3 separate regions of the Homo sapiens genome follow, and all the other regions are linked to region 2. The links are chromatin contacts, found by Hi-C or POLR2A ChIA-PET in ENCODE. All regions are on one chromosome and are shown on one strand. Each heading gives the region's core, a stretch centred on a gene start or an enhancer-like site at or near the end of the contact. The rest is flanking DNA. Distances are from core to core; before and after follow the strand shown.

The links. A loop is a pair of places that touch in the nucleus more often than their neighbours do. ChIA-PET counts read pairs that join two places held with the same protein, here RNA polymerase II (POLR2A). Pooled maps may share reads with other maps.
Region 1: POLR2A ChIA-PET joins it to region 2 with 10 read pairs in activated CD8-positive, alpha-beta memory T cell. The contact joins the enhancer-like site here to the promoter of TMEM81 in region 2. A Hi-C loop is called at or near these places in 1 of 168 maps with a recorded cell type or tissue (endothelial cell of hepatic sinusoid) and 1 of 50 pooled maps. POLR2A ChIA-PET finds 5 or more read pairs at or near these places in 4 of 52 experiments (H1, OCI-LY7, activated CD8-positive, alpha-beta memory T cell and 1 more).
Region 3: POLR2A ChIA-PET joins it to region 2 with 10 read pairs in B cell. The contact joins the enhancer-like site here to the promoter of TMEM81 in region 2. A Hi-C loop is called at or near these places in 2 of 168 maps with a recorded cell type or tissue (left colon and posterior vena cava). POLR2A ChIA-PET finds 5 or more read pairs at or near these places in 2 of 52 experiments (B cell and H1).

The regions. Positions count from the first base shown.
Region 1 is chr1:205,173,451-205,177,036 of GRCh38, reverse strand. All of the region lies in intron 2 of DSTYK (dual serine/threonine and tyrosine protein kinase), which reads left to right. Among named protein-coding and RNA genes, the nearest start is that of DSTYK, 36 kb to the left of the region's middle. RefSeq lists an enhancer at 1,837-2,338. Within about 2 kb of position 1,461, at least 22 of the 41 ENCODE cell types and tissues checked have a DNase peak (open chromatin) inside an H3K27ac peak, as active enhancers do.
Region 2 is chr1:205,082,986-205,086,519 of GRCh38, reverse strand. TMEM81 (transmembrane protein 81) reads left to right here and starts at 2,060. Exons shown (of 1, transcript NM_203376.2): 1 at 2,060-3,391. The coding sequence starts at 2,200. The coding sequence ends at 2,967. It overlaps RBBP5 (RB binding protein 5, histone lysine methyltransferase complex subunit), which reads left to right. Exons shown (of 14, transcript NM_005057.4): 14 at 1-378.
Region 3 is chr1:204,991,112-204,994,684 of GRCh38, reverse strand. It overlaps NFASC (neurofascin), which reads right to left. Exons shown (of 30, transcript NM_001005388.3): 24 at 3,379-3,393. Among named protein-coding and RNA genes, the nearest start is that of CNTN2, 50 kb to the left of the region's middle. Within about 2 kb of position 1,969, at least 6 of the 41 ENCODE cell types and tissues checked have a DNase peak (open chromatin) inside an H3K27ac peak, as active enhancers do.

The sequences.
Region 1 (3,586 bases), core at 212-2,711, 91 kb before region 2:
ATGGAGTCTCGCCATATTGCCCAGGCTGGTCTCGAACTCCTGGGCTCAAGGGGATCTTCCAGCCTCAGCCTTCCAAAGTGCCAGGATTACAGGCGTGAGACACTGTGCCAGGCCACTGTTTTCTGTTTGAATTATCAGTTAGTATAATCATCCTTTGTTATAATAGAGTTTTAGTAATGTGCCATGAGCTACAGAGTAAGGATTCTTCACCTATAAGAGTCAGTATTCTTAGGAAGGGGTCAGCCTTCGTCAGTGATTGAGTGATTACTTCTTGGCATTTAAAATAGCGTCACTGGCTGGGCACAGTGGCACATGCCTATAATCCTAGCACTTTGGGAGGCTGAGGCAGGAGGATCGCTTGAGCTCAGGAGTTTTAAGACCAGCCTGGGCAACTTAGTGAGATTTTGTCTCTACAAAAAATTTAAAAATAAATAAAATAGTGTCATTTTACACTTTATACCCAAAACAAAACCAAAGAAGTATATTCTGGTGTTTGTAGAGTAGCAAGCTCCTTTCTATTGCATTTCTTTTTTTTTTTTTTTTTTTTTTTTTTTTTTTTTAAGAGGGAGTTTCACTCTTGTTGCCCAGGCTGGAGTGCTATGGCATGATCTCGGCTCACCGCAACCTCCGCCTCCTGGGCTCAAGCAATTCTCCTGCCTCAGCCTCCCGAGTAGCTGGAATTACAGGCATACGCCACCACCCCGGCTAATTTTGTGTTTTCAGCAGAGATGGGGTTTCTCCATGTTGATCAGGCTGGTCTTGAACTCCCAACCTCAGGTGATCTGCCTGTCTCGGCCTCCCTAAATGCTGGGATTACAGGCGTGAATCACTGCACCCAGCCTCTATTGCATTTCTTAATCATGCCGAGAAAATGGGTGGTAACAGATCAACTTCTGTAAACTCCACAGATTTATGCAGAATGCGTTCTACAAGAGAAATCTCTTTAGGAATTCACTATGACTCAATATAGGAATTATGGGTTATTGTCATGATTCCTTGAGATTCTTTTTACTTGATTGAGTTAGGAGCAAAATGCTTACTCATTGCTTTATTCTTGGAGTAGAGGCAAATGCAATTTCAGATAAATGTGTGGGATAAAATGTGTGGGATGGGAGTTGAAAGATAGAAGATTTTACATATGCCGATTGAAAGTGGCTTTGAGCATCATTTCTTCATTAATTCATTCCATGTTTATTTATTGGATGCTTACTAAGTGCCAGGCACTGTTCTAGGTGCTAAGAAGGTATATAGCCATCCATGAAACAGTCTGAGGTCAGACTTCCCTCTCAGGTGGCCATACTAAGGCCCATAACAGCTCTGGCTCATCCTCTTTATATTAATTTTTATTTTTTCACTCCCTGTCTCCAGGAAACAGTGTTGGCGTCCTTTTTTGTTTATAACCGTCAAGCATGAGTCATCCCTTCACTGAGTATTGCAGAATCGCATATCACATTCCAGCCTAATTCGTACTGCTGCCAGGGTCTCTGCCAGCAGCTCTTTGCCTATCTTCTGACAATCATGATACTCAGAGCAGTGAGACCAACTGCACATGTTGGTCAACTGGGGAAGGGAGAAGACAGAGCATGATACCTGTTTTCTATCCATTTTTGTTTAGTACAAGGTATATTTAGGAATAGGCAGCTTCTGGCGGGCACGGTGGCTCACGCCTGTAATCCCAGCACTTTGGGAGGCTGAGGCAGGCGGATCACGAGGTCAGGAGATCGAGACCATCCTGGATAACATGGTGAAACCCTGACTCCACTAAAAATACAAAAAAATTGCCGGGCGTGCGCCTGTAGTCCCAGCAACATGGGAGGCTGAGGCAGGAGAATGGCGTGAACCTGGGAGGCGGAGCTTGCATGAGCCAAGATTGCGCCACTGCACTCCAGCCTGGGCAACAGAGCGAGACTCTGTCTCAGAAAAAAAAAAAAAAAGGGCAGCTTCTTTGTGGGTGCCAATATATCAGGCCATACTCTACCATTAGAAAGCCCGAAATCCATGGCAGGGCACGGTGGCTGGTGCCTGTAATCCCCGCACTTTGGGAGACCAAGGTGAGTGGATCACCTGAGGTTGGGAGTTTGAGACCAGCCTGACCAACATGGAGAAACCCCATCTCTACTAAAAAAACAAAATTAGCCCGGCGTGGTGGCGCATGCCTGTAATCCCAGCTACTCGAGACGCTGAGGCAGGAGAATCGCTTGAACCTGGGAGGCGGAGGTTGCAGTGAGCCAAGATGTGCCATTGCACTCCAGCCTGGGCAACAAGAGTGAAACTCCGTCTCAAAAAAAAAAAAAAAATTAAAAATAAAGCCTGAAATCCCTTTTTTTAATTAATTAATTAAGTAATTTTTTTTTTGGACAGTATCTCACTCTGTTGCCCAGGCTAGAGTGCAGTGGTGTGATCTCAGCTCACTGCAACCTCCACCTCCCAGGTTCAAGTGATTCTCATTCCTCAGCCTCCCAAGTAGCTGAGACTACAGGCATATGCCACCATGCCCAGCTAATTTTTTTTTTTTTTTTTTTTGGAGACGGAGTCTCACTCTGTCACCCATTCTGGAGTACAATGGCATGATCTCAGCTCACTGCAACCTCCTCCTTCTGGGTTCAAGTGATTCTTCTGCCTCAGCCTCCTGAGTAGCTGGGACTACAGGCTTGTGCCACCACACTCAGCTAATTTTTGTATTTTTAGTAGAGACAGGGTTTCACCATATTGGCCAAGCTGATCTTGAACTCCTGACTTCGTGATCCACCTGCCTCGGCCTCCCAAAGTGCTGGGATTACAGGTGTGAGCCACCTTGCCCAGCCTAATTTTTGTATTTTTAATAGAGACTGGTTTTGGCCATGTTGGCCAGGCTGGTCCCGAACTCCTGGCCTCAAGCAATCTGCCCACCTCAACCTCCCAGAGTGCTGGGATTACAGGCATGAGCCACTGTGCCTGACTTCCAAAATTCATTTCTTTAATAATGAATTTACACCTATGAGCAAATAAAGTCAGCTGGTCTCTTAAAAACAGTATTGGGCCAGGCATGGTGGCTCACGCCTATAATCCCAGCACTTTGGGAGGCTGGGGCAGGCAGATCACCTGAGGTTAGGAGTTCAAGACCAGCCTTGCTAACATGGCAAAACCCATCTCTACCAAAAAATACAAAAATTAGCTGGGCATGGTGGCACATGCCTTGTAATCCCAGCTACTCAGGAAGCTGAGGCAGGAGAATCACTTGAACCCAGGAGGCAGAGGTTGCAGTGAGCCAAGATCGTGCCACTGCGCTCCAGCCTGGGCGACAGAGCGAGACTTCATCTCAAAAAAAAAAAAACAACCGTATTGGTCTTACAAATGGACTTGGCAGCTTTGGCTGATGTTTCTGTTGTGCACACAAAATGGTCCTTTAAGGAAAACCTGAAAATTTATTCTAGAATTTTAAGATAATCCATCAGAAAAAACAAACAAAATTCTTCCTGAAATTTCTAAACAATACTTTGGTTTTGAATATTTAGGCTTTCCTTTCATAAATTTGATTGGTTGATTTATATCTTTTAAAAAATATGTCTTTAGGGCAGCTTTGTAATATAAAAAATATTTCCACCTA
Region 2 (3,534 bases), core at 811-3,310:
CACACCTGTAATCCCAGCACTTGGGGAGGCCGAGGCTGGTGGATCATCTGAGGTCAGGTGTTTGAGACCAGCCTGGTCAACATGGTGAAACCCCGTCTCTACTAAAAATACAAAAATTAGCTGGGCGTGGTGGCGGGCACCTGTAATCCTAGCTACTCGGGAGGCTGAGGCAGGAGAATTGCTTGAATCCAGGAGGCAGAGGTTGCAGTGAGCTGAGATTGCGCCACTGCACTCCAGCCTGGGTGACAGAGCAAGACTCCATCTCAAAAAAAAAAAAAAAAAAAAATCTGTAGTTTTGTACAAGATGAGACTTAGCCTTGGGTACTTCTTGCTGAAGCTTTAATGCTTTGTAAATAAAATCGGATGTTTATTAAAGAACAGGTGTAGATGTTTATTTGTAAACACTGCTCACTTCTGGAACTCTCTGGCCACTTTGCTTTAGTACAAAGGAAAGTGTGATTTCCTGTGTTGATACTAGATCTTTCAGTGTGGAAAGATAGATCTGGAAGGGGTAGGGAGTGGACAGGTAGTCTAGATTTCTGCCTCTAGATGAGATTGTAAATAAATGATGCAAGTGGAAAAGTTGTTGATCAAAAAGATCATCTAGGAATGATCTGTCTTCCAATTATTTAACTCAATATAGTTTTGCAATTACTCTGAAGAGGCCGTAGGGCTAGGCATTCTGGAGGTTACAAAAATGCATGCTAGGAAGTTCCTGTCTTCCAAGGACCTTTCTTCAAGTCTAAGTAAGTACGGTTGAATTCTTATTAGCCTTTTTTTTTTTTTGAATGAAGCAGCTTTAAAATTTATTAAATGCTCGTTGTCTCCTAAAGATAAGATGTTTCACAAAGTCTATGTAAGTCTTTGATTTTAATGTCAAATTTGAGGGTCTACTTATTAATCTTATGTGATTGAGAACTCCATCTTTGACATCATAGCTGTTTCATAGCAACCTTGACCTACGTGAATAATGAGCTCTATTCTGTAGGATAAAGGGAGTAGGCCAAGAGTCAGGGAGCATCATGCATCCTCTCACTCAAAATATATCTTCAGTATCCTTGGGAAGGAAGAGTGCCTAAAAGGGGGAGAGGAGCTGCCTTTAACACAACCTTAAACATTCTGATTTGAAAAGGTCATCTTGGCCCTTGTCTTTATGAATTTCCATTTCTATTTAAAATTCCTTACACATTGAACAGTGTTTCACACTTTACAAAGTGTTCTCACATACAGTATATCATTCAGTGCTCTAAGTGACCTTCCTCAGATAGGCAAGGAGGTCTTAAGTTACAAAGGAGGAAACAGAAATTCAGGAAGGGTAAGTTACTTGCCTCCTAGTCCAGAGTTCTTAATCCTTTTTATAGGAAGTTTAGGAACATTAAAATAATTCAAGTTAATCTTCCTTTTTTTAGACTTTAGTATTTGTTTTATTTGGTGACATTTAACTGGGGCTTTTGAAACCCTTAATTTAGATCCTAGTTTATAGAGGGGAAGGGGAAGGGTGAGGAAGAGTGTAACTTCACTATGCATTTGAGGTAATCTGGAAATTTACTTCAGTTTCTGAAGTCTTTTCTTCTTTGTCTTCCCAAGAGGTGGATTTAAAGTCATTAAGAGAACACGAAAACGGCCAGCGCGGTGGCTCATGCCTGTAATCCCAGCACTTTGGGGGGCTGAGGTGGGTGAATTGCTTGAACCCAGGAGTTGGAGACAAGCCTCGACAACATGGTGAAACCCCGTATCTACAAAAAATAGAAAAATTAGCCAGGTGTGATAGCCTGCACCTGTAGTCCCAGCTACCTAGGAGGCTGAGGTGGCAGGATCACTTGAGCCTAGGAGGTTGAGGCTGCAGTGAGCTGTGATCATGTTACTGCACTCCAGCCTGGGTTGACAGTGAGGCCCTGCCTCAAAAAAAAAAAAAAAAAAAAAAAGCGTGAAGACTAGTAGGTAAGGTGGTTATTTTATTAACAACGATAGTTAGTAAAGCAACACCATTGTGATTTTTTTCCTGCCTTGTGGCCTCACCTGTTTATAAGGACTGGACTTTTATTTATTAAGTTGTGTTGTTTTATTGACAATACATGCATCATATCTTTTGACTTTGAAGGATATCTCATGTCAAAGGAATCAAGTTATGATTTATAGAGGATTCAGCTGGAATACCTTGTGGGTGCTGGCTGAGGGTGGCAAAACGCCTACCGAGACATGAAGGTTTTAGCCACTAGTTTTGTCCTTGGGAGCCTGGGGTTGGCCTTCTACCTGCCTTTGGTGGTGACTACACCTAAAACACTGGCCATCCCTGAGAAGCTGCAAGAAGCTGTGGGGAAAGTTATCATCAATGCCACAACCTGTACTGTCACCTGTGGCCTTGGCTATAAGGAGGAGACCGTCTGTGAGGTGGGCCCTGATGGAGTGAGAAGGAAATGTCAGACTCGGCGCTTAGAATGTCTGACCAACTGGATCTGTGGGATGCTCCATTTCACCATTCTCATTGGCAAGGAATTTGAGCTTAGCTGTCTGAGTTCAGACATCTTGGAGTTTGGACAGGAAGCTTTCCGGTTCACCTGGAGACTTGCTCGAGGTGTCATCTCCACTGACGATGAGGTCTTCAAACCCTTTCAAGCCAACTCCCACTTTGTGAAGTTTAAATATGCTCAGGAGTATGACTCTGGGACATATCGCTGTGATGTGCAGCTGGTAAAAAACTTGAGACTCGTCAAGAGGCTCTATTTTGGGTTGAGGGTCCTTCCTCCTAACTTGGTGAATCTGAATTTCCATCAGTCACTTACTGAGGATCAGAAGTTAATAGATGAGGGATTGGAAGTTAATCTGGACAGCTACTCCAAGCCTCACCACCCAAAGTGGAAAAAGAAGGTGGCGTCAGCCTTGGGAATAGGAATTGCCATTGGAGTGGTTGGTGGCGTGTTGGTGAGGATTGTCCTCTGTGCGCTAAGGGGGGGCCTGCAGCAGTGACAGCTTCAAGAACTTAACAGCCTTGCTCCTGAAGAACTGGCTGCCCAGGAAGCCAAGCTAGCTTTTTAGGGGAGTGTTCCAGCTGCTGGTAGTGGATCAGCTTAGAGGGAACACTCCCACAGCCAAAAGAATGAGTGGGAGAAATGGAGGGGACAATCTCCTGGGAGCTATGCGCAGTAACCTAACTTCCTTATGTCCCATGGATCTCTTCCTGATCTTCCCTGCCCATTGGGTACCCAGGAAACTGCAAGCATTGCCTGTGTTCCTGGGAAGAGTTCTAAGAAGCTTGCATTCATTTTCTACCCTTTATGACTTGGATGCCTCCCCACCTCCATTTCCCCTCTTCTGAGCTGTGTATTCATGTAGAGGGATGTATTCAGCCTTTTTAGTGAACATTTTTTTTCAATAAAAGTAATTCACAGTAGCTGTATGGAGACCTTTTTCTGCTCTTCAGTTTCTTGTATTTATTTAAATTGTCCCATAATCAGTCTGGCTTCATTTTCCTCAGGTTTCTTAGAATAGACATTAAACCAATTGTCTGCTTTTGGGGGCAGGGGGTGCAGTGCA
Region 3 (3,573 bases), core at 720-3,219, 92 kb after region 2:
GACTCTGCCTCAAGTAAACAAAACAAAACAAAAAAGCAAACACTCCCTTTTAACCTGAATCATCACACCGCGTAGTGCAGGAGCCTGGGCCTCCCTTCCTACAGGTGCAGTGGTGCTACATTTCCCAGGCCCCAGAATCCAAGTCAGTCTTCCCCAAAGCTTTACACTCTCTCATGTGGCCCTCAGACTCGCAGAGACACACACACACTCATACCCCAACAGGGCCATAGCTGGGGGCACACACTTCCCAGGATGTTCCAGTGAGTAGCTGGGGGACAGAGGTGTCAAGAGAGCCCAGGTGACAGCATTTTCCTCACCGGCCCTGCTGGGCAGAGGTAAGGATGAGAGATGGCTCTGAAGATGTTTCTACACTGCATTGTCCCCTCCCCTGATGGCCACTTCTGCCAAGTGTGGCAGAAAGGAAGCATTTTTCTCTGATGATGGCTACCTAGCTGCTTCCTGTCTGGCTCAGGCTTAGTAAGAGGGAGCAAGAGATGAGAGAGAGGAAAGGGGTCACTTTCCGGCAGCCTCCCCGGGGCTCCCACCATTGAAGTTACCATAGAGGATACAACCTCAGCTGGCTAAGGTCACTGCTGGCACATCTCCGACCCACTCATTAGCTGTGTCTATTGTCCCAAGGCAAGACAGGGCCTCCAGAGAGCTAGGGAGGGTGGAGGAAAGAAGAAAAGCCTCCGAGGGAAGGTGCAGAAGAGTCAGGCAGTGAGCTGTCAGGGGGCTAGTACAGGTGGGAACGAGAGGAGGACAAGTGTTCCATGGGGAAAACCTTCCACTGCTCAGGTCTAAGGAGATTCAGATTATTTCATCCCCTGGGGCTGAGGTGGAGGAGAGGATAGAAGAGCAACGAAGCTGAGAAGTAGGGCTTACCAACAGAGCAGCACCAGGCTGGGCAGACACATGACTGGGCTAGGATGTCATTTCCTGCCGCAATAGGAGCTACAGGTTTGGAAGCAATCCTGGCCAGTGCTCAGTGGAGACCATCAGCCTGGCGACCAAGGACAGCGGGCAGAGACTCTCTGTTAGCTAAGGGGGGATCCTGAGTGGGCTTCGGCTGGAAGCACAAGGCCCTTCCTAGATGGCAGCGTCAACCTCACAGGTTTGTGACCTAATGCACACTGGAAGGCACCCTGGCTGCGGCCAAGGGTTTTCCAGGTGGGTTTCAGGGAGCACCATGCATGAGATGGAGAACACTGAGGAGAGATGACATGTGTCATTCATCTTTCTGTCCCAGAACCTGCCACGGAACAGGGCACCTATCAAGAGCCCACCAAACATTTGCAGACCTGAGCTGGGTCAAAGAAGAGAACAGCACTTCCTTACATTCCAAGGTGGAAGGTTTAGTCCAAAAATGTCCACATGGCGTGTTGACTACCCCGGCCAAATCACAGATTGTCAGACAGACGGGCAGCAATCCTAAGAGACTACAGATACAGGTGGATGAGAGGGATTATCTTCACTGGGTGAGAGATGAACAGGGCAGTTTGGGGAAATAGTGCCCAGGTTTGGAGAGGACGAGAGGGAAGACAGCAGTGGGCCGGACGCCAGGCCCACGTCAGAAACATGGAACCCGAGTTTCGTTGCTTGGCACCTGCTCATTGTGCAGAAGGTTCTTACGCATTTAAAGCTGAGAACAGCTGATGTTATCAGCACATCTCATTTCCAAAAAAGTGCAATCTGCCTCCACTGCCATGTCACACGGAAGCTGGAGCCCAGGAAACATTTGATTGAGACCGTGAGCTCATGCTGGATGAGTGTAGATCTTTTCTAAATGGGAAGTAGGAAGTGGGGTGATTGCAAAGATACCTCTCACCCACTCAGTAGAGGGACAGCACAGGCCGGCACAGATGCCCACTGAACAAGACAGACTGCCTGCCACCAGGCCCACCTGCCTTGGGTCCCAGGGTGCCAGAACAGGGGAGGTGGACGGGGAGCTGCTTCCCCATTGAGCTTGCAGCTGATTCGCCTGGTGCCCTCCCTGCGTTTCCTCTTCGTCACGGGAGAGACTTACGTAAACTTCAAGCAGGAAGTCAGGGAGGCCCCCAGTGTGGCAAGGATGGCTCTCACCCTGTTCCCCAGGCCTGGGATCACCTCTCTGCCTCACATCTTCACAGGGGTGTTCAGACCTTGTGGGGAGGCACTGGGGTGGTGGGTGAATGTTGAGGACTGAGGGAGAGAGGGAAGGATGATGGCAGCTCACCATCCACAGATCTGGCCGCAAAACATACACAAACTGAAGGAAGCAGGGTATGCAACAGAAATAGAATCAACCTAGGATGGGGGTGGGGATGAATAAGCAAAGGCGAGGAGGAAATCGAATTGGGCAAGGTGGCATCCCCTTCATAAGCCAACCCTCAGATTCCTGGCCCGGTCCTCAGCCCTCCCTCCACTGCCTGGCATGTAAGGAGGCTCTGCTGAGCACTTGCTTGTAGCCTTTGCTCTGCCAGGGTGAATCCTGTTCTCATTTCCCATCTGATGTAATTCAGGCTCAGAGGAGGGCCTGGAAAGGAACCCTGGGGTCCCCTGCCTCGTTTCTCCAGCCTGGGGACAGGCCAACTGTGATGAAGAGCCCTTTGATGACCCTCAAACCCATGACATGAGGACTGGAGAGGAGTAACTTGATTAGCAGGTCCTAAGCCCAGAGCTGCCCAGCACCTTAGTCCACTGTAGATCTACCTCCCATACCCCGAGAGTGGAGACTGTTCTTAACGATAAAGACTTGGAAAAGCTGGGTTTCTGAAGGGTGAGGAGATAATCAGCCCACGGTGCCTGCTGAGACTCCAGGAACTGGAGCACCTGGCCCTATCCATGGACATGCTTGCTTGTTCTCACTGAGCAGAGCCCGTGGTGGCTGGCAGAGCCGGTGCCGGGCCCCCATGCAGCATGCGAAGCTGGCATGCACAGCATGTTCACCCTTTCAGGAGATGGCAGCCCCACCAGGAGCCAGCTGTCCCTGCTCCTGCTGCAGCGCGCCTTCTAGGGCCACAGCTGGGGACACTGCTCTGAGCTGTCAAGCCCAGGCAAGGACTCAGGTGGTTAACGGGAAGTAATCTACTCAGTGTCAGAATGAAACTGCAGCTCCAGAGAGCAGGTCAGGGCCGGTGTGTGTGTGACCCCTGCTGAGCCATTCTCCTACTCAGCAGGGGGCAAATAGTTTGGGAAGGGGGGAAAGTGGGCTTGCTCTCCTCTGGTCCCATCCTCCACACACATCCCTCTTGACAGTCTGGCTTCCCAACCACTGAAAGGGTGAGTCTGGAGCATGCTTTCAGCCTGAGCCTCTCCCTCCTTGTCCGCCCTGGCTGGGCTGGGCTCCGCCTGCGCTGCCCCATGCCATGCCCATTACCTCCGCGGCTGGTACGGTACCTGCGGTTGGAGTAGCTTCAGAACACAGCGCCCAAGATGGCCAGACAGAGGGAGAAAGGATGGAAAAGGGAAGAGAAAACAGAGCACAAGTGAGACCACAGGACAAGGAAAGCAGGGAAGGTTCCAGCCCAAACCTTATGCAGACGGCGTGGCCAGGTGCTGGCTGCTGGCCTGAGGATGCCAACTGGCATTCAG